Regions from separate parts of the Homo sapiens genome. Here region 1 is linked to region 2. The links are chromatin loops, found by intact Hi-C in ENCODE. Cell type or tissue: OCI-LY7. All regions are shown on one strand. Each heading gives the region's core, and the rest is flanking DNA. Links, peaks and the distances in the headings are about the cores only. Region 1 has its middle 320 kb from the start of LINC01256. Region 2 overlaps LINC01256 (long intergenic non-protein coding RNA 1256).

The links. Hi-C counts contacts between places; a loop is a spot of excess contacts. Peaks named below come from ENCODE experiments on the same cell type or tissue, not always from the same donor. Only the 100,000 strongest peaks of a DNase experiment are listed, where the experiment ranks them.
Region 1: a loop joins it to region 2, with 3 times the contacts of the local background. A loop is called at or near these places in 2 of 110 quality-filtered maps.

What each region holds. Positions count from the first base shown.
Region 1 is chr4:132,261,120-132,271,685 of GRCh38, reverse strand. No RefSeq gene overlaps it. Among named protein-coding and RNA genes, the nearest start is that of LINC01256, 320 kb to the left of the region's middle. In OCI-LY7, for the core only: a CTCF peak has its summit at 4,614 (motif pointing left); DNase peaks (open chromatin) are centred at 4,465 and 5,115; H3K4me3 peaks cover 1,928 bases; H3K27ac peaks cover 2,500 bases.
Region 2 is chr4:132,610,323-132,620,888 of GRCh38, reverse strand. The region is part of intron 1 of LINC01256 (long intergenic non-protein coding RNA 1256); the gene reads right to left. Among named protein-coding and RNA genes, the nearest start is that of LINC01256, 25 kb to the right of the region's middle. In OCI-LY7, for the core only: a CTCF peak has its summit at 6,007; a DNase peak (open chromatin) is centred at 5,988.

The DNA.
Region 1 (10,566 bases), core at 3,408-5,907, 350 kb after region 2:
AATATAAAACAGGTGAGGTGATTATTATGAATACACAAATATAAGCAAAAATAATAAAAAATGAAAATAAAGAAGCACAAGGAGCTGCTAAAAAATAGAAGTGTTGAGAGAACAAAACCACTAAACAAAACCAACATCTCTCTTGTACGTAAACACAGACATTCTCAAGAAAGTATTAGAAAATCAAATCCATCTCTCACACACTCTGTCTCTGTCTCTCCCCTACACATACACACACACCCATGCACACACACACACACACAAATATACATCAGGACCAAGTAGATTTTTCAAGAAATGCAAGGTTGTATCCACACTCAAAAATCCAGCAATAAAATTCACCTTATTAATAGACATAATAAAAAAACCGTAATCATATCAATAGACACAAATTTATTGCTTAGTTTCCCACCCTAAGGGGAGAACACGGAATCATCTTCACTAAATGTCATGTTAGCTCTATGCCTATTCTAGATGTTCTGTATCAAACTGAGAAAAATATTTTGCTTCTTAGATTATTTCAACATTCATAGATACTGAATTTTTAAAAAGTTTGCTCACTTTAGATAGATAAACATATGGATATAGATATAGATAGGTAGATATTACTGGATTCAATTTTCTAATACTTTACTGAAGATTTTTGTATCTATGCTCTGGAGAAATGTTGGACTGTAGTTTTATTTCCTCTTATTATCTTTTGTTTTGACATGAGTATAATACTGGTCTCATAAAATGTGTGTTTCTTAAAGGAAGTTTTGTTCATCTTTTATTTTCTGTAAGAAATTACCAAGAGTTAGTAGCATTTTTCCCTTAAATAACCAGTAGAAGTCACCAGTGGAACCATCTAAAACCAAAGGGTTTTTTTGGAAGCTTTTAAACTGCAAATTTAATATTTCTAAATAGATACATGGCTGTTCAGGTTATATATCTTGTTCTGAGTGATTTTGGTAATTTGTCTTTAAGGAATGGCTCCAGTTCATCTGTTTTCAAATTTATTATATGAATCCAATTACAGTATTTTTTTATCCTTTAATGTCTGTACTGTATTGGTGATAGTGCCTGGTTTACTGATACCACCTCTTTTAATCCTGATGCTGATAATTTGTGTCTTTTTTTTCAAACTGATTTGTATTAAACAATGAATAAAATACATTCATTTATATCATGATTTTGACACAATGTTTCCTAAGATTAAAAATATATCTTCTGATATTGTTTCAAAAATAAACAGCGACCAAATGAAATATGTCAATATTGAAATATGAGGTATGTGGGAACAATTTGCTAATTTATAAAAATTGTCAATTTTATCAGTGATATATAGAATTCTATTGTCCTCAAAATAACATTAAAGTGTCCTATGTTCTGACTGAAGGTAACAGTTCTATTATCACTTCTCTCTGTAACTTAAATATCTACTAAATACTGTAAAAGTTGTACATAAAAATTATTGTAGATTGGATTATATAGTAACTCCGGTTTCCAGCATAATTTTTAACAATTTTATTTCTTTGTATGTACATACTAGTAGATTTTTCCAATTTTAATTTGCACTGTTTGAATTAACCTTTAACAATTAAATCAAGTGCTTTTAAAATTAGCTGAATTTAGTATACTTATTTAATATAATTTAATATACCAATTTAATACAAACATTAATATATTGAACTATTTTACTGACCTCTGTAGAAGTCTCCCAAAAATGTTTTTTTGGAGGAGGAAGAATTTATATAGTTAGGTGAGTTTATGAAGCATTATATTATATCCATTATAGCTATTCAGGTTGTTCAATGCAAAAAGTTCTCAGTTAAAAAGCACAGTATACTCCATAGCTATATAACAGCACATTATCTGGCATGGGCAGGTGAGAGATTCCAGGCCTCCTGGAGAGAGCAACAGAGGAGCAACCCCCTCCTATATAAACCAACACCTTCTCACAAGACCCTGAGTATCCTTGAGAGTACACTTCTCCCTTGAGAGTAATGCTTCATGGAAGCATTCATTCAATGGAACCGACATATACATCTGTCTTGACCATGCTGCTGATGTACTGTCTGCTGTGGTCATTTTCTTTGCCAGTTTGTCACATCAGACGTCGTGTTTATTTCCCTTTGGCTAATATCAAACCAGATACCTTTTCTTCAGCTTAAGATTGGGAAAGCTTGGATTGTTTCTGTTGCCAGAGGCATCAATGACAGACCCGATACCTGATGTATGTGGGAGTAGACCAGAGCATGGCTGCACTTGTGTGAAGAGCCAGAACCTCTGGACTCAGGGCGCTGAAATGCTCCTCTTGATTAAGACCAAGTTGTCAAGCTACCAGGGCACATCTTTCTGATTTGCATGAAGCTGCTATAGGGACTATCCCTTTTTTGGAGATACATAGTGTGTATTTACAAGTAAAATAATTTAAAAACTCATAGCAGGAAAAAAAAAGCATAAAATGTGTTTGAACCCAATATATAACACAGGTCTAATGCCTGACATGATTACCTATTATTTTATTGAGAACTTATAGGCCGGTAGTGGTGGCTCATGCCTGTAATCCCAGCACTTTGGGAGGCCGAGGCAGGTGGATCACTTGGTCAGGTGTTCAAGACCAGCCTGGCCAACATGGTGAAACCCCGTCTCCACTAAAAATACAAAAATTAGCCGAGCTTGGTGGTACACACCTGTAATTCCAGCTACTTGGGTGGCTGAGGCATGAGAATCACTTGAACCCAGGAGGTGGAGGTTGCAGTGAGCTGAGATCATGCCACTGCACTCCAGCCTGGGTGACAGAGTGAGATTGTCTCTAAATAAATAAATAAACAGAATTTATAATATGTATTAACAAAATGATCTAAAACTCATCATATTGTTTAAGAAGATGAAATTTGGTTTGATCTGATAGCCGATATAAACAAGCTAAATTAGTTTTGTTTACTTAAGTTGTTATCTCATGCAACATTCTTAACTGTCCTTTAAGAATAGGAAAGTTGTCTGTTATCCTTTTTCTTTTTATTCATAGCTCTAAGAATTGGACTTGGCACATTTTAGTTGCTAAATAAATAATTGCTAAATATAAATAAAATAAACTTTTAAAATATTTTATTCATCCTTTTTTGGTGTTTTTTTAAAAAAAGAAAAACAAAGAAAGAAAACAACTTTTATTTAAAACAAATTCTTCTTAATACAAAAACTAGAGAAATTGAGTCATCACTGTGACTTGACTGTAAAAGTGAGACTGTTAAGAATTATAATGACCTCCCAAACATGGAGAACTTCAATATAACCTGTTAAATTCTCAGTCTGAGTGACTTTTCTTAGAGTTTTATTTTACTCTCTAACATTTCACAAATGTATCATATTGAAAAAAACAAACACTAACCTTTTCCCTCTTTAACTGCAACTAATTATATGGCTTGGACTTTAATTTGTTCACTCATAAATTGGATGATTTAGACTACATTGTTCTTATGGTTCTTTACATGTGTAACCTGTATAAGATTTGGTGCTTTTTACTTTGAAAATGAACTTTACTCAATAAATAAAATATGACAAAATCTTAATTAGTGCAATGACTGCTAAACAATGAGGTATTGATATTAAGGAAAGTAAGAAAATATAGTGGAAAGAAAATATTCTTTGGAATTAGCCAAATATGAACTTGAATCCCCTTTGACTTGCTATCCATGAGATCTTCAGATGGGTTCAATAAAATAATGAAGATTTAGATACTCTCTCTATAGAATAGAGGCAATGAGACATAAACTGTGATGGTAATAACTATTAATATAATAAAACTATGTCTGGCTTTTTTACATTATGTCTGTCTTCTTTTTAGTGTAATATATTTTGAATGACAGTAGATCCCAGTAACTATTTTAGTGTGACAGAAATTTATGCTTTTTCATCTATTTTGTTTGCTAGTGGTAGTTTTATTATTATTGTTGTTTTAATTGACAGATGAAATTGTAAGTACTTATCATGTACAACTTAGTGTTGAGATATGTATACCAAGTGGTAGTTTCTAAAAGGGCACAGTTTCAGTTAAAATTTATCCATATAGTTCTTGGGTTTTTAGAAGCCAGCTAATTTATTTTTACCCTCACCACTATGAATAGTAGGCTGTTTATGGTAGTTCTTTTTTGAGCTCTGTTGCTACAGTCAAGCACAGCTTGAAAAGAATATAGTTCCAACCTCTTCGAAGCAACACTGTAGAAGCATATCTTAGCTACATCACATTTTGTCGTATTTAGCTTTTTCACTCTTTTTGCTTTCTCTGAGGCCAAAGAGGACAAACACAGTACTGATGCTCCCTTAGATCAGGTTAAGAACTCAAAACACTCAGATTTTTCTTTCCTGTCTGTCATATGGTATAAAATATACACCTCAAGAGGTTTCCCCACTCAGGTATGCAGGGGATTTGAACATACCCAAGAAATCGTTAAGTTCCCTGAACAAAACCTATAAGCCTTGGGGAAAAGCAAAGTTCAGCCAGACCAAATCTGGGTGTCCCACAGTGCTTTCATGCAAATACCCAGACTAATCTCAAATAATTGCAAGTATATTTAAGGTTATTACGGAGATTACATTTAATATACCTGTGCCTGCCATCTGCTGTACCTTTCAGGGAAATGACACTAAACATTTGGGAATTCTTTTTTTAATAAGCAATAATGTTTTATTGCTCATAAAGTATGAATGAAGTAAACTCTTTTAATTTTAATTACATGTGAGACATTTATATTATGTCACTTCTGGGAGAAAGAGTTATATGTCTTGTGTGGGGGTGGTGAATTACAGATGCAATGAATATACACAGATATATGCATCTCAAATATACAACCTTTTAAAATATTACTTTATGTATTTTTTGACTTTGTTAAAGAACAAAAGTTATTTTTAAAAAACATGTAGCATCAATTCAGGCAGAGGAAAGACAGGAAGTCCATCTTCCCAGGCAGATGTCAAAAACATTTAAACAGCTGTCAGACCAGTTCAAACTGTCATCAGAAGTGACCTTAAACCAAGTTTAGTTTTTAAATGTTCTTAAAGAGTGAAAAAAAAAAACCACAACACAGTGCCATTATGCAGCTGTCTGAAATATTAAATGAAACAATGAACATCTGTTCAGTTGCTCTTCAAACTTTAATGGTTTGGAGAGAAATTCTGTTGTCTTAGATCTTTAAGAACATCTGAGGCCCATACAGCTTCAACACCTGCGAAAGTTCCTCTCTGAAAACGGAGATTCCCACTTCAAAGTCTTTTACTACCGCTCTTTGCCAAACATATGCCACCAAACAACAGAAAAAAAGTATTAATGCTATTTATAATATTTAAGACCTTCTTGCAGTATATTTTAGGTTGATAATAAAATTCTTTGGCCTTAAACAAGCTTTTATTTACAGAAAATATACATTTTTTCCTTTTAATGGAAAATACTAAAGTAGAAAAATTTGGTAGCAACAGTTGAGATATCATTTTTAGCATGGTTAAACATTGGATATTTGAAAGCATTTGTTTTTAGAACTAATATGTATATGGTATAATGATATTAAAACACAATACCCCCAAATATCATTTTTTATTCAGCATTTATAATATCATTCCTTTTAGAGCTAAAAGAAATGCTTCACAGAAAAGCATCAGGTTTATATAAAGTATTCACTGAATAAAAACTATCTTACTGATAAAAATAAAATGCTCCCATAAATACTTTTGCCTATTTAGTATGAACGTACATTTTCCGCTAATGCCTTTATACACATACATATGTTTATGTGTGAGTGTGTATGCATGTGTCTATGTGTGGATAATATGTTTTCCATAATCTAGATAAAGATACAATACTCAAAATTTAACACAAATAAGTCATAACTTGCCCTTATTAAAGAGATTCCATATAAGTCTATTTGTGTATGTTCCATATAGGTCTACTTGTGTATGTGAATTTGAAGAAATCATCTTTAAATTCCCCAGGGCTCTTTTGCATCTATGAAGGGAAAGCAAGTTTAGGATTTAAAATACAAGAGACTATTTAAAGTCAGAGTCATTTTAAGTTAAATTGAAATTTAGGCACTTGCATATCATTACATATGAGTTTTAAAAAGATACAATTTATTACCTGACTATACATATACAAATAATATGTTAAATGTCTATCAGTTGAAAAATACTAGTGAAAATACAGAGGGATTTATAGGAAAACTATACTTTTAATTTAATATCTGGACACATGAGGAATATTGCTGTAAACTGACATTAGACTGAAAAGTTAAATTTCTTAACGTCCCTGGAGATGCTACTCAGCAGCTCTTTACACTGGCTCCACATTGAAAACATCAAGGAACATTTAAAAAATTCATATACACAGATTATACCCCAGACCAAGTCCATTAGAATCTCTAGGTTCAGGCTAGGCATCAGTAGTTTTTAAGACTCCCCACATAGTTATAATATGCATCCAAGTTTGGGAACCATCTGTATAAAATGTAAACAAATAACCATTTATAACCAAATGATCATATGTTTTGCATTAGTTTATCTATATTTTATGATTTTTAGAAAGTATTTTAATGCATAAGTGTCTATTGCATTTAATTTCATTTCCTTGGTTTGTATTGATCATCAGCTAATATTTCATTCTACAATGAAACGTGTAATATTTATTAAAGTGTTTAGTATTTCCATCAGTCTGCCAGTAAAGACTCATGAAAATATTTTCCACAGAATGTCACTGGTGGATTGTAAAATTAAATCTAGAAATGAATAAATTAGAGAAACAAAGAAAAACAATTGTCTACTCACATTGCCAAAGGCAATTTAAGTTCAATTTGAACTATATACAAACCTTTATGTTTACAATGGCAACATGTAAATATTTTAAATACATTATTATATATACATTCAACAGTATTAGTAAATCATTTATACATTATGATTTTATTTTTACCATGTACATAGAAAGATTTAGATATGTAAATTATATATGTATAAAGTATTTTGAACATACATAACTACACAAATCTTATGAGCGATTAGATTTTGGATGATTTTTTTCTTGTTTATTTTATAATTTCCTATCATAAATATGTATTTGTTTGTTTTAATAAGTTATTTAAATATAGCTTTTGCATGTCACAACATTTCAAACATTAGATATTTCACATTAGATATTTAAATTTACCAATTGTAGCACTTTTAAATTATCACTATCAGTTAATTCTGCCTATTTTAACCTAATATTTTGTCAGTAGTTGCAGACTGTTGAAGTGCAGACTGGTTTACAAATAGTGATCATGAGAAATTGTTGTTTCATCTCATCTTTTCCTAATTACTCAACTTTACTAAACTTCTGAAGGTCAGAGGAAGTTTATTGTATTTTGCTGCCTTTTCTCCAGTCTGTTGCATGGCTTTGAGAAGGTTTGCAAAAAAGACTGAGAAGATTGCATAAAAGAACATAAAGGTCCTTGGAAAAGTAAATACTTTTTAAATAGTGCATTATTTTAGCCTTGTTGGAAAAGTTTTATGGTCTTGCAGTTTGTTCCTATTATCTTAGCTACTTATCTCAAACCAAATTATTTCCTTTCTCTTCTGTCTTATTTTTTCCAAAATATGAAATTCATGATTATCTCTCAGTCATATTTTAAGCTACTTTTAAAATATCAACATGTAACACTTCATTTTATGCCTAGTTTAGCAAGGGGAAAGTTTTATCTTCTTTTAATTAGAGATAAGATCTTGCTCTGTCACCCAGGATGGAGTGCAGTGGCACAATCCTAGCTCACTGTAGCCTCAAACTCTTGGGCTCAAGTAATGCCCCAGCCTCAGCTTCCCAATTACCTAGGACTACAGGTGTGTGCCACCATTCTCAGCAGATTTGATTTTTTTTTTTTAAGTCAGCACTTTGCCATGTTGCCCAGGCTAGTCTTAAACACCTGGCTTCAAGTAATCCTCCTGCCTTCACCTCCCAAAGTGCTAGAATTATAAGCATGAGCCAGCACACATGGCAAGTTTTATTTTCTTTATGAAGCAATAGATATTTAGAAGTTTTAGTAATAGTAAAGTATGTAGTAACACTCAGTATACTTTCTAATTAATTGAGAACATCTTATTAACAATGAATGTGCTTCTCACATTTATAGTGCATCTTACCATCTTAGAGTCAAGTTGATTAACTTGATTGGTTAATGAAATACTCAATTAATAAGCAAAAACAAACACAAAACAACAACAACAACACACACACACACACACACACACAGAAAAGAAACTCACACAAAAAACAAAAACACACTCACCTAAATGTTGGGACTAAAAAATTCCCACTTATTTTAAATTTTTGTATATATATACACATACACCATAATAAAGTAGATTTATCAGTTTGGGTTGTACATTAGTAATAAAATGCTTAATAAGTTTATATGGACTACAGTTTACTATTTACAGATAAAAACTATATGGAATGGTTAAATATTAAAGAATGGTAGATTATTTTAATAGCTAATAATTACAATTTGTTTTATTTTTCTGAGTACCTGAATCAACAATTATTGAATGATAATTCTCCTTCCTACAAAGTTTTGTTATGTACCTGCATTAGTTTGTTGTCACACTGCTAAAAAGAAATAATTGAGACTGGGTAATTTATTTAAAAAAAGGATGCTTAATCCACTCACCATTCTGCAGACTCTATAGGAAGCATGCCTGGGGAGGCCTCAGGAAATGTACAGTTATAGTGGAAGGCCAAGGGGAAGAAGGCACAGTTTACATGGCTGGAGCAGGAGGAAGAGACAGAGAGGGGAGGTGTTACACACTTTTAAACAACCAGATCTCAGGATGACTCATTCATTACCATGAAAACAGCACCAAAAGGTAAAGCCACCACCATGATCCAATCACCTCCCACCAGGTCCCACTTCCAACACTGGGGATTACAATTTGACATGACATTTGGGCAGGCACACTGACCCAAACTATATCAATACCATAATAGTTAAACAAGTTGTATAACTTCAAAAAGTTTGTGTAAGTTGAAAAAATATTTTTAAAATTGTTTGCATTATTTTTTTATAAGTCAAATTTGCATACTCAGAATAAACCAAAAAATGCACAATTCTTCATTAAAGAAAGCACATATCTGTAATTTATATCAAAAAACACAGTGAAGTTTGTTTTGTGTTTGAACATCTTAAACTCAAAGTATATAGGCTAACATTTTTATATGTTTCTCAGGAAAAGAGAAATTTCCATTAACTAGTATTCTGATGTTCTGCTTAACTTCACATATCATTTGCAAATAATTTTAATTATTGCTTAATTATGTTGCTTTACATTTGAAGTTATATTTCAATTCATTCTTTGATAAAAATAGATAGAAATCATTGAAAGCACGAACCAATACTTATAAAACTCTTCAATATTTTTTCATAATTTTTTAAACTACAAGTTAAAAATTTTTAAATTCAGACCCTCTCTAGAACTAGGCATCCTTCAATTAAAATATAAAAAACAAAAGATGAAGATGAGTAGAATCAAAGAATAAGTTGCTAAATCTTTTATCTTGTGATAGTTTGCTGAGAATGATGGTTTCCAGTTTCATCCATGTCCCTACAAAGGACATGAACTCATCATTTTTTATGGCTGCATAGTATTCCATGGTGTATATGTGTCACATTTTCTCAATCCAGTCTATCATTGATGGACATTTGGGTTGGTTCCAAGTCTTTGCTATTGTGAGTAGTGCCACAATAAACATACGTGTACATGTATCTTTATAGCAGCGTGATTTATAATCCTTTAGGTATATACCCAGTAATGGGATGGCTGGGTCAAATGGTATTTCTAGTTCTAGATCCCTGAGGAATCGCCACACTGTCTTCCACAATGGTTGAACTAGTTTACAGTCCCACCAATATAACTGTATATCAGATAACTATATTATCTGATAGTCGATATTTAATTCAATAATGATAGTATTAAAAGATATTGAAAAATCAGCAAGGTATTGGTTGAATTACCTAATATGTTTCCACTTTATTATTTCAATCTGAGCCTGTAAAAGACATTATCTTATGTTTGATGTAACAGAAGTAACCTCTTTTACTCCTTGTGAAATAAAATTTGAAACAGCATATTGGTTTGTGTTTATTTTATTCTCCTAACTAAATATAGTTTAATAACATATTTACTTTATTATTACTTGTTTGAAATTTCAAAACATACAAATACTAAGGCAATATGTACACATACACATACCCTCTCCCACTACAAATGTATGTAAATGTCTATTTATATGTAAATTAAACTAAATGTTTTATGTATGTAGGTATATAATCTATTATTATCTATAACTATTTATAGACATAAATTTTTATATATGGCTATGTCTGCATACACACACGTATATATATTTGATTTCATTTTTATCTTACATAGTTTGGTGTCTCTTAGACAAACATCTTTGTGTAAATTAGGTTATTCAGTTATAGGCATATATTTAAAACTGTGAGAAAAAAATCTCTTCTTGATTATGAGCAATACAATATAAAATAAAGTAGATACTAATGTGAAAAT
Region 2 (10,566 bases), core at 4,940-7,439:
ACACAAAATAGCCAGGCATGGTGGCATGCACCTGTAGTACCAGCTACTCAGGAGGCTGAGGCAGGAGGATCACTTGAGCCCTGGAGTTGGAGGTGGCAGTGAACTATGATTGGGCTACTGCACTTCAGCCTGAGTGATAGAGCAAGACCTTGTCTCAAAAAAATGCAGATTATAAAAAGACTTTTGAGTATAATTTGTTTATTATTAAGCACAGAGTGTGTGCTAATGTTTTCTTAAGAGAAGAAATATTTCAAATAAGCAATCTTGCTAAGACAAGGATGACAGAAGGAATTTGTGCTTTCACTGAATTAAGAAATGTCATCAAAGACCCTAGGCCTAACTTGATCTAAGAATAAGTGAACAGTTCTTTCAAAGGGACATAATACAAATACATCCCATTTTGATCATTAGCTATGTTCAGGCAATATAATTAACTCTGATTATAAAATAATAATAAAAATATCTCCCCCGCCAATAATGAGACTTGTAATAGATTAACTGCTGAATGCGAGAGTTTGAAATACACAGGCCAACAGGTTAGTTGGTCTGAGGAAGAAGGTATATGTCCAGAATAGGGATTAGAGAAACATTTATGTGTCTGTTCACTTTGAAAAAATTAACCTTGATCTAGGGAGCTTTCTTTATCTCGTTAACATCATTTGTGGGCACTTTGAACAAAGGAACACTGTGCAGTTTGAAGCCTTACTGTCACAGGTGCTGACTGTCTGGGGCCAGTGTCATGTGGGTAGTAAAACAAATTTACCAAGACAGTTGTAGGAAAATAAGGCAAACTTATTATAGAAAGTAGAAAAGTATGTTGCATGGGTGCAATAGGCAAGTCAGCAAGAGGGAAGCTGACTGCAAGGAGACAAAGGCTTGCAGGGGACTCTATAGGATGAGGCTTGTGGTATGTGCTGGAGAGGGCTGCACGCAGTACTAATAATGCCAAAGTTATAGTGAGCAAACTTGCATTTTTCTATCAGCCAAGAATCTGGTGATAAGTCAGACCTAGGAAGGTTGTGAGTTACTTGCACAGGAAGGCGAGGTGTTCTGGACCATGAAGAAATATAGACTTAGAGGTTATCTGCTCTTCTTTTTGCTTTCTCCTTCTCCTACTAGCCTGATTTCTTTTCTCTAGTTAGGACTCCACACTTAGATAATATCTAAATCAAAACTCATGTCTAAAGCATGAAAAGTAGAGACAATTTAAACTTTCCTCATGGGGCTATTCCCAAGATCGACACAGCAGATACTGTACTATATAAAAGACCTGACAATCTACGTTATTTTCATGGGCATTGCTCAAATGACTAAATAATATGGCTTGACTCTGTGTCCTTACCCAAATCTCATCTCAAATTATAATCCCCACATGTCGAGAGAGGGACCTGACTGGAGGTTATTGGATCATGGAGTAGATTCCCCCATGCTGTTCTCATGATAGTGAATGAGTTCTCATGAGATGTAACAGTTTAAAGAGGCACTTCCTCACTCTCTTTCTTCTGCCATCATGTCAGATGTGCCTTGCTTTCCCTTCACCTTCCACCATGATTTTAAGTTTGCTGAGGCTTCCCCAGCCATGCAGAACTGTGAGTAAATTAAACCTCTCTTTATAAATTGCCTAATCTCAGGTAGTATCTTTATAGCAGTGTGATAATGGACAATAACAGAGAATTGGTACCAGGGGTGGGTCAATAATACAAAGATATCCTGAAAATGTAGAAGCAAATTTGGAGCTGGGTAATGGGAAAAGTTCAGAACAGTTTGAAGGACTTAGAAGACAGGAAGATGTGGGAAAGTCTGGAACTTCCTAGAGATGTGTTGAATGGTTTTAACCAAAATTCTGATAGTGATATGGAAACTGAATTCCAGAATGAGGTGGCCTCTGGTGGAGATGAGAAACTCATTGGGAACTGGAGCAAAGGTCACTCTTGCTATACTTTAGTAAAGAGACTGACAGAATTTTCCCCCTGCCTTAGATATCTGTGGAACTTTGAACTTGAGAGAGATGATTTAGGGGATCCAGCAGAAGAAACTTCTAAGCAGCAAAGCATTCAGGATATGAGCTGTTTTTTTCCTGAAAGCTTATAGTTATATGCACTTACAAACAGAAGTTTCGAAATTGGAAATTGTGTTTAAAAGGGAAGCAGAGCATAAAAGTTTGGAAATTTTGCAGCCTGACCATGTGGTAGAAAAGAAAAACCCACTTTCTGAGGAGTAATTCAAGCTGACTTCAGAAATTTGCATAAGTAAAGAGAGGCCAAGTGTTAATCCCCAAGACAATGGACAAAGTCACAAGGGCATGCCAGAGATCTTCAAGGTAGGCCCTCCCATCACAGGCCCAGAGGCCTAGGAAGATAAAATGGTATTGTGGGTGCGGCCTTGGGCCCTGCTGGTGTGTGCAGCCTTGAGACTTGGTGCCCTGCATCCCAGCCACTCCATGGCTAAAAGTGGCTAAAGTGCAGCTCAAGCCATTGCTTCAGAGGGTGCAAGCCACAAGCCTTGGTGGCTTCCACATTGTATTTGGCCTGCAGGTGTACAGAATATAAGAGTTAAGTTTTAGAAACCTCTGCCTATGAAAACACCTGGATGTCCAGGCAGAATTTTGCTGCAGGGGCAGAATCTCTGCTAGGGCACTGGGGAAGGGAAATGTGGGGTTAAAGCCCCCATACAGAGTACCCACGGGGGTACTGCCTAGTGGAGCTGTGAGAAGAGGACTACCATTCTCCAGACCCCAGAAAGTTAGATCCACAGACAGCTTGCATCGGGTGCCTGGAAAAGCCACAGGCACTCAATGCCAGCCTGTGAAAGCAGCAGCTAGGGCTGTACCATGCAAAGCCACAGGTGAAGAGCTCCCCAAGGCCATAGGAGTCCACCCTTTGCATCAGCACATCCTGGATGTGAGACATGGAGTCAAAGAGGACATCATTTTGGAGCTTTAAGATTTAGTGACTACCTAGCCAGGTTTTAGACTTACATGGGGTCTATGACCCCTTTGTTTTGGCCAATTTCTCCCATTTGGAATGGAAACATTTACCTAATTCCTGTGCTGCCATTTTTTCTTGGAAGTAACTAACTTGCTTTTGATATACAGGTTCATAGGTGGAAGGGACTTTGTCTCAGATGAAACTTTGGATTATGGACTTTTGAGTTAATGCTGGAATGAATTAAAATTTTGGGAACTGTTGGGAAGGGATGATTAGCTTTGAAATGTGAGAAGGACATGAGATTTGGTAGGGGTCAGGGGTGGAATGATACAGTTTAGCGCTATGTCCTCACCCAAATCTCATCTTGAATTTCAATCCCCATGTGTTGAGGGAGGGACCTTATGGGAGGTGGTTGGATCATGGGGGTGGTCCCCCCATGATCTTCTCATGATAATGAGTGAGTTCTCATGAGAGCTGATGGTTTTACAGTGTGGTACTTCCTTGCTCTCTCCCTCCCGCCACCATGTAAGGTGTGCCTTGCTTTCCCTTCACTTTCCACCATGATGGTAAGTTTCCTGAGACTTCCTCAGTCATGCCTAACTGTGGACCAAACCTATTTTCTTTAAGTTACCCAGTCTCAGGTAGTATCTTTATAGCAGCGTGAGAACAGACTAACACACTAATAGAAATCTACTCTGTGCATGTGAACAGTGTATGTCATAAAGTTAATGTTCTTTAGAAATGGTAGACTGTTGAGGAACTGAATTATACAATAGGGAGAAAGAGACAAATCATTAATCAGTCTTGTTTATTATTATTATTATACTTTAAGTTCTGGGGTACATGTGCAGAACATGCAGGTTTGTTACATAGGTATACACATGCCATGGTGGTTTGCTGCCCCCATCAACCCGTCATCTACATTAGGTATTTCTCCTAATGCTATCCCTTCCCTACCTCCCAACCCCCGACAGGCCCCAGTGTGTGATGTTCCCTTCCCTGTGCCCATGTGTTCTCATTGTTCAACTCCCACTTATGAGTGGGAACATGCAGTGTTTGGTTTTCTGTTCTTGTGTTAGTTTGCTGAGAATGATGGTTTCCAGCTTCATCCATGCCCCTGCAATGAACATGAACTGATCCTTTTTTATGGCTGCATAGTATTCCATGGTGTATATGTGCCACATTTTCTTTATCCAGTCTATCATTGATGGACATTTGTGTTGGTTCCAAGTCTTTGCTATTGTGAACAGTGTAGCAATAAACATAGGTGTGCATGTGTCTTTATAGCAGAATGATTTATAATCCTTTGGGTATATACCCAGTAAAGGGATTGCTGGGTCAAATGGTATTCCCAGTTCTAGATCCTTGAGGAATCGCCACACTGTCTTCCACAATGGTTGAACTAATTTACACTCCCATCAACAGTGTAAAAGTGTTCCTATTTCTCCACATCCTCTCCAGCATCTGTTGTTTCCAGATTTTTTAATGATTGCCATTCTAACAGGCATGAGATGGTGTCTCATTGTGGTTTTGATTTGCATTTCTCTAATGACCAGTGAAGATGAGTTTTTTTTCATATCTTTGGTGGCTGCATAAATGTCTTCTTTTGAGAAGTGTCTGTTCATATCCTTCACACATTTTTTGATGGGGTTGTTTGTTTCTTGTAAATTTGTTTAAGTTCTTTGTATATTCTGGATGTTAGCCCTTTGTCAGATGGACAGATTGCAAAAATTTTCTCCCATTCTGTAGGCTGCCTGTTCACTCTGATGATAGTTCCTTTTGCTGTGCAGAAGCTCTTTAGTTTAATTAGATCCCATTTGTCAATTTTGGCTTTTGTTGCCATTGCTTTTACAAATCAAACCAATTGCTCAGCAATTTGCATAAAGGGAGGAGTTAGCTGAGACAGAGGTTGGACTGCTTTGGTATTCTGGAATATATGTCTGTATCACTTTTCCTATATGTTTTTGAAATAAAATATTATTTCCCCATTTTTTTCACTTCAGATTATACATGTCAATTATCTTAATATAGGAAAACTATGAATCTTTAAGTGAACTATAATTTTACTTTAGATTAATGAGTCTATGTAGAAACAAGGCATTAATTTAAGACACCCAAATCAATATATTTTGCAAGCAGGAAATTTTAATTTGGGGTTAAAAAATCCATAGAACATTTCTTTTTAGGTTATATACTAGTTTATATAGTTAGTTTTATAAAAAAAAAAAGGAAACTCTTGTAACTTTAGCTCATTTCCTCCTTAAAACTAATAATACTGAGAGAAATAGATGGCCTTTCTTGCTATCTATATTGCAACAAGTCGAATATATGCATATGGATATATATATGTGTGTGTGTGTATGTGTGTTTAAAAATGTTTACATGACTGTTCACTTTGAACAATATAAAGAATCATAATATAAATGACCAAAACTACACAAATAAAGTTCCGTTTAAGTAAAAATTAAGAAATAACATAGCTAAATCAGCAGGCTGGAAGTTCTTTTATCAGTGCAAATAAAACTGATGACTCAAAAGATGAAGGCTAAGACAAATATCACAATATGTGAGATACTATTGTATATATAATATTCTATTTACCAATGTTTCTTTCCTTTTCTGTATTTGAGAACTGAAGTGAGGGCTGAAATGTATCCAAATGTAATTATTTGGTATTTACATTTGTCTTACACTTATGACTATTATAGTCTGTTAGTAATAATAATAATAATGAAAACATATTTATTTTTGGCATCAATTATAACAGAGTATAGCCATTTTTCTCATATAATTCACTGTACAACTTTATACTATTTTCATAGCACAGTATTGATTATACATTTAAGAAATTATACTATACTATCCACATTCCTCACTTGGGAGATTATATAATTTCTGCAAAATGATTTTTAAGTGTCTGTGAAGCTACCAAAAAAAAACACCCTCTCTTTTCATTCCCACTTTTGCTTTAAGCAGAACATTCTATTTAAGGAGATATAGAAACATAACCAGAAAGAAAAATTAACAAAAAATTGTTCTTATAGTTCCAGTTGACTTCCACCAGGTGGCAGATATTCAATGGCATTTTTTTATTAACATTTTTTCATTTATAGTCTGTCTAAAGTGACTTAATGAAAAAGATGAATATTTGGGAAGGTTATAAACTATTTTATTTGAAAATGTCTATAAAATGTAGACAAAATTACTAAGTTTAGTAACTTAACTTTACTTTTTCTTTCCAATTTGCAGTGTGGTGGTGAACTCTTCAAAACAAAATTGTAAACATGCCATTTATCTACTTTTGTTTTCAAATTTTGATGCAGTATCATTTTTTACATTTTTATTATCACATTTAAACAGTGATATAATATTTTAGACTTATAACAGAATAAAATTTATTTTTTATATATCTATAGCTAGGTACAATCTTGCTGAAAGTGTTCTAATTGTATTAAATAAAACAAAATTACAATGAAAACATCAACATATATTTATTATTTCTGAAAATATTATAAACCAACTTCACTTTATAAAATTGTAAAGTGAATTATAATCTTTTAAAAAACTGAGGTTTTCTGTGTCATTTTCTAGTCAAATTCTTCTGTCCTCTATACTCCAGAGATAACCATTTTCAAAATTGTTGTGGTTATTATTCCTGTAAATTTACTTTTAGTTTTCCACAAATTTCTATCCCTAAGCAATATTTTGCTTAGTTTCACATTTTGTCTATTGATTTTGCTGTAAAGAATCATTTATAACTTATTTTTTCCCAATATTGAGTTCCTAAGTTTTGTCCATAGCAGCATATATCACTGCCGTTGATTTCCTTACATTAACGTAGAACACTGCCTGAATATTTATCTATTTTATAGTTGATAGATATTTGCAATGTTTTTATTTGCTTGCATTATACAAAGTGTCTATGTGTATCCTTGTTTGTTTCCCTCACTGCATGTGTACAAAATGTCGGAGTCATAGGATATGTATATCTTCAGTTTCTCAAGGTAGTTGAACAGATTTAAGTACCTGTTAGCAGTTTGTTTGTTTCACATCCTAGCCAACACTTGTTTTCACATTTTTAATTGCTGTTGACCTAATCGTTCCAATTTTTTGCTAAGATTGCTAATAAGAATTAGGTTATTTGTCTGCTAATCTTTTAATCTATTTCTACTAGATTATTTGCCTTTTTCTATTTAATTTTTATGTATTTCAGATATTAAAACTTAAGTAAATTACAGGCAATGCAAGGTTTTTTTTCCCAGCTTTTGCCCTTTCCCCCTCTGTGTTTCTAAATATAATAAACATTATTTAGAAGAATGGTTCTATGATAACATATCTTGGATTACCTGGTAATGAGCTGTTTGGAACAGGAGGGCCTTGACTGCAGCTTAGCAGGAGATTCTGTGCTTCGCTTAGCACCAGTGTGCAGGCTTCCACCACTGGCTATAACTGTCTACAGACACAGTTACTTTAGCAACTGGTTTTAACAATTGATTTTGTAAACTATGAACACCTAAGCTCAGATTGCCTAGTTCTCAAGCAGTCTTTTTGATATCAGGCCACTCTCACAGTCACTCATAAAAAGTGAAAGCCGTGGAGATGGGGCTCATGAAGAGATGCTGGTGAGTCCACTCTACTATAGCAGGGTTCTTCTAAGTTAATTCGCTCCTACCCAATATCATATCTGTGCAGCATGTCTAGAAATCAGGAAATTTAGAGACATTAGCAGTATTCATTACAAATACAACATCCTTTTTCCCCACTGGTGTTCACTCTCTTCTCATAATTGAGGTTTTTATATATTCTTGACTCTATTTTAGCCTTCCTCGTTTTCTTTTCCTCGTGTGATGTGCCTACCTATACAAATACTACACTCTTTTGAATTTTAGAGTTACAATATGATTTTATATGACAAGTTACTTTTTCTTTTAATGTTCTTTATTTAATTTTTTAAATTTCATACACTCTTTTAGACAAATTGCTATTCTTCAGTTTTGTTGGCTTTAGAGTTTAGAAACAGGTAACAGGATTTAAAATTTTTAATATAAATCAATGGTAGATAAAGGGAAGCTACTCAATAGGGTCCTCCTGGGTTCAAAGAGCCTGTTATAGCTGCATTCCCAGGGAAGAGGCCTAAACAGCCAATGTAGGATAATGCAAGTTTGGAACTCCATTTACTGGAAAAAGAAATACTGATAGCTGCTGAAATACTGTCTCCTTGTACTGTAATGAATCATAAGATGATTTGACTATAATAATCAGAATATAATAGACTTGAACAATTCTCACGAGGCTGCATATGTTATCTAATCTGTACAGCATGATTTAGAGAAGTTTATAGAAGTTTACCATTTTCTGCCTGCAATTTTCTTTCTTCCAACATCTTCAATTTTGTCAATTTAAAAGTAACAAAATATCCAGAAATGTATATGGTTGTATTTCAAGGAGTAATGATGTGTGAAAAATGGCACATTTCTCTTTATGTAATTATGCAAAACCTTGATAATATTTAAAATATTTTCACCAGTGTTTTTTAGGTGTATTATTTATACTAAGAAGTAATTATTAACATTAATATTATAGTTAATTGTGGTAGTAAGTGAATTTGAGTACTAATTTACATGAACAAAATTTATATACCAATATTTATTAGTTTTTTTAATAAACCCAGTTCTGTAGAAACATCATTTTTACTAATTTAACATTATAACATATTGTACAATAATGTTGTTTTCTAATTTCCCTCAACATTAGTTATCATCTCTATATTTTCAGTTAAGTCTCCTATAACATAAGCAGCTGAAACAGAAAGCTTTTGTTGAAATGTAATTTAATATTTGAGCACAGTGTTTTAAAGGTGTGTGTATTTTTTTAAATGGAGTTGTTTGATATTAACATTGCAATTCTATTGATTGGAAATAGCATTAAAAATTTACCTGTAATAGTCTATTTAGTTAAGTAAGATACAAAGAGTATTAGAAAGTGATAGCTTAGATATGTAGAAAAACATACAGGTTGAGTAATTGATGAAAAATGAAGGTAAAATGTATTTTCAGTGAAATATAATTAAAATTTTAAAACCTATTTTATATCTTCTGAATTAAATATTGTTAAAATATTTATCAATAATAAAAATTAGAAAATCATGTCTTAATTCCCATACATTTCACAAAGAGCAATCACTGATTTTATTTGAAATATTTTTAATGGAATAAGCTTAACATAATGAGAGAATGCATGGATATATGCAAGGAAAAGTGCTTCAGTAAGTTACATTTAAGTGAGAAAGGACTTTTGATATTAAGAATGAAATAGAATTCTTGTCCAGTTTTATATTTTTGAGCTAGTTTGTACTATCAGTTTGAAAAGTGTGTTTGGAAAATGTCTCCAATGTAAGCTTTTATTTCATAACCTTCTCTATTTAGAAGAAGACTATGTTCACAAATATTTGTAGATATTGAGAATCAAAGAAGTAAATGTGTCTATAGGCAATAAGAATTACACTTTTCTAATTTTTTATTGAACCTGAAGTTTCCATTGACTACATTATGTTCTTTACATTTGTCTCCCCAGTGGACTCTACTTTACCTTTAGATCTTAGGGGAAATATATAGATAGATATAGGTATATAGATGTAGATATACACACACACATACACATACCCCACTGCCTATTATCATATCTTTAATATACTATTTATTTGTTTTCAAGTAATAGTGCACTAGCATTTGTTTTGTATGTCATAGTTTATTATTATTTTAGAGTATGTTCTTTCTACACAGTTAACTGAAAGACAGCCTCAAGCAAGTCCTTCAGGAGGTATTCCAGAAGAAGACATTGTTGTACAAGTTAGCTTCTAGTATGTTATTGTTCCTGACCATCTTCTAGTGGGACAAGATATAGAGGTAGAAGACAGTCATATTGATGATCTGACTCTGTATAGGCCTAGGCTAATGTGTGTGTGTGTCTTCATTTTTAATAAAATAACATTTAACAAATAAAGAAAAAAATAATTAAAAATTTTTAAAATAGAAAAGGGTTTATAGAATAAAGATATAATAAAATAATATATTTTTGTATAGATGTACAATATGTGTTTTAAGCTGTGTTATTATAAAAAGGCCAAATTTAAAAAGTCTATGAAGTAAAAAAGTTACAATATAAGATTAATTTGTTATTAAGAAAGAACAATATTTTGTTATAAATTTGGTGTAGCCTAAGTATACAGTGTTTATAAAGTCTACAGTAGTGTGGAGTAATGTCCTAGGTCTTCACATGCACTCACCACTCACTCACTCACTCACTCACCCAGAGCTACTTCCAATTTTGCAAGCTCCATTCATGGTAAGTGCCCTATACAAGTGTACAATTTTTTTTATATTTTATACTGTGTTTTTACTGTACCTTTTCTATGTTTAGATATGCTTAGATACAGAAATTCTTACCATTGTGTTAAAATTGCCTACAGTATCCAGTACAGTAACATGCTGTACAAGTTTGTGGCCTAGAGCAACAGGCCATACTATATAGCCTAAGTTTGTAGTAGGCTGTACCATCTTGATTTCTGTCAGTACACTCTATGATGTTTACACAACAAAAAAATTACCTAATATTGCACTTCTCAGAACATATTCCCATC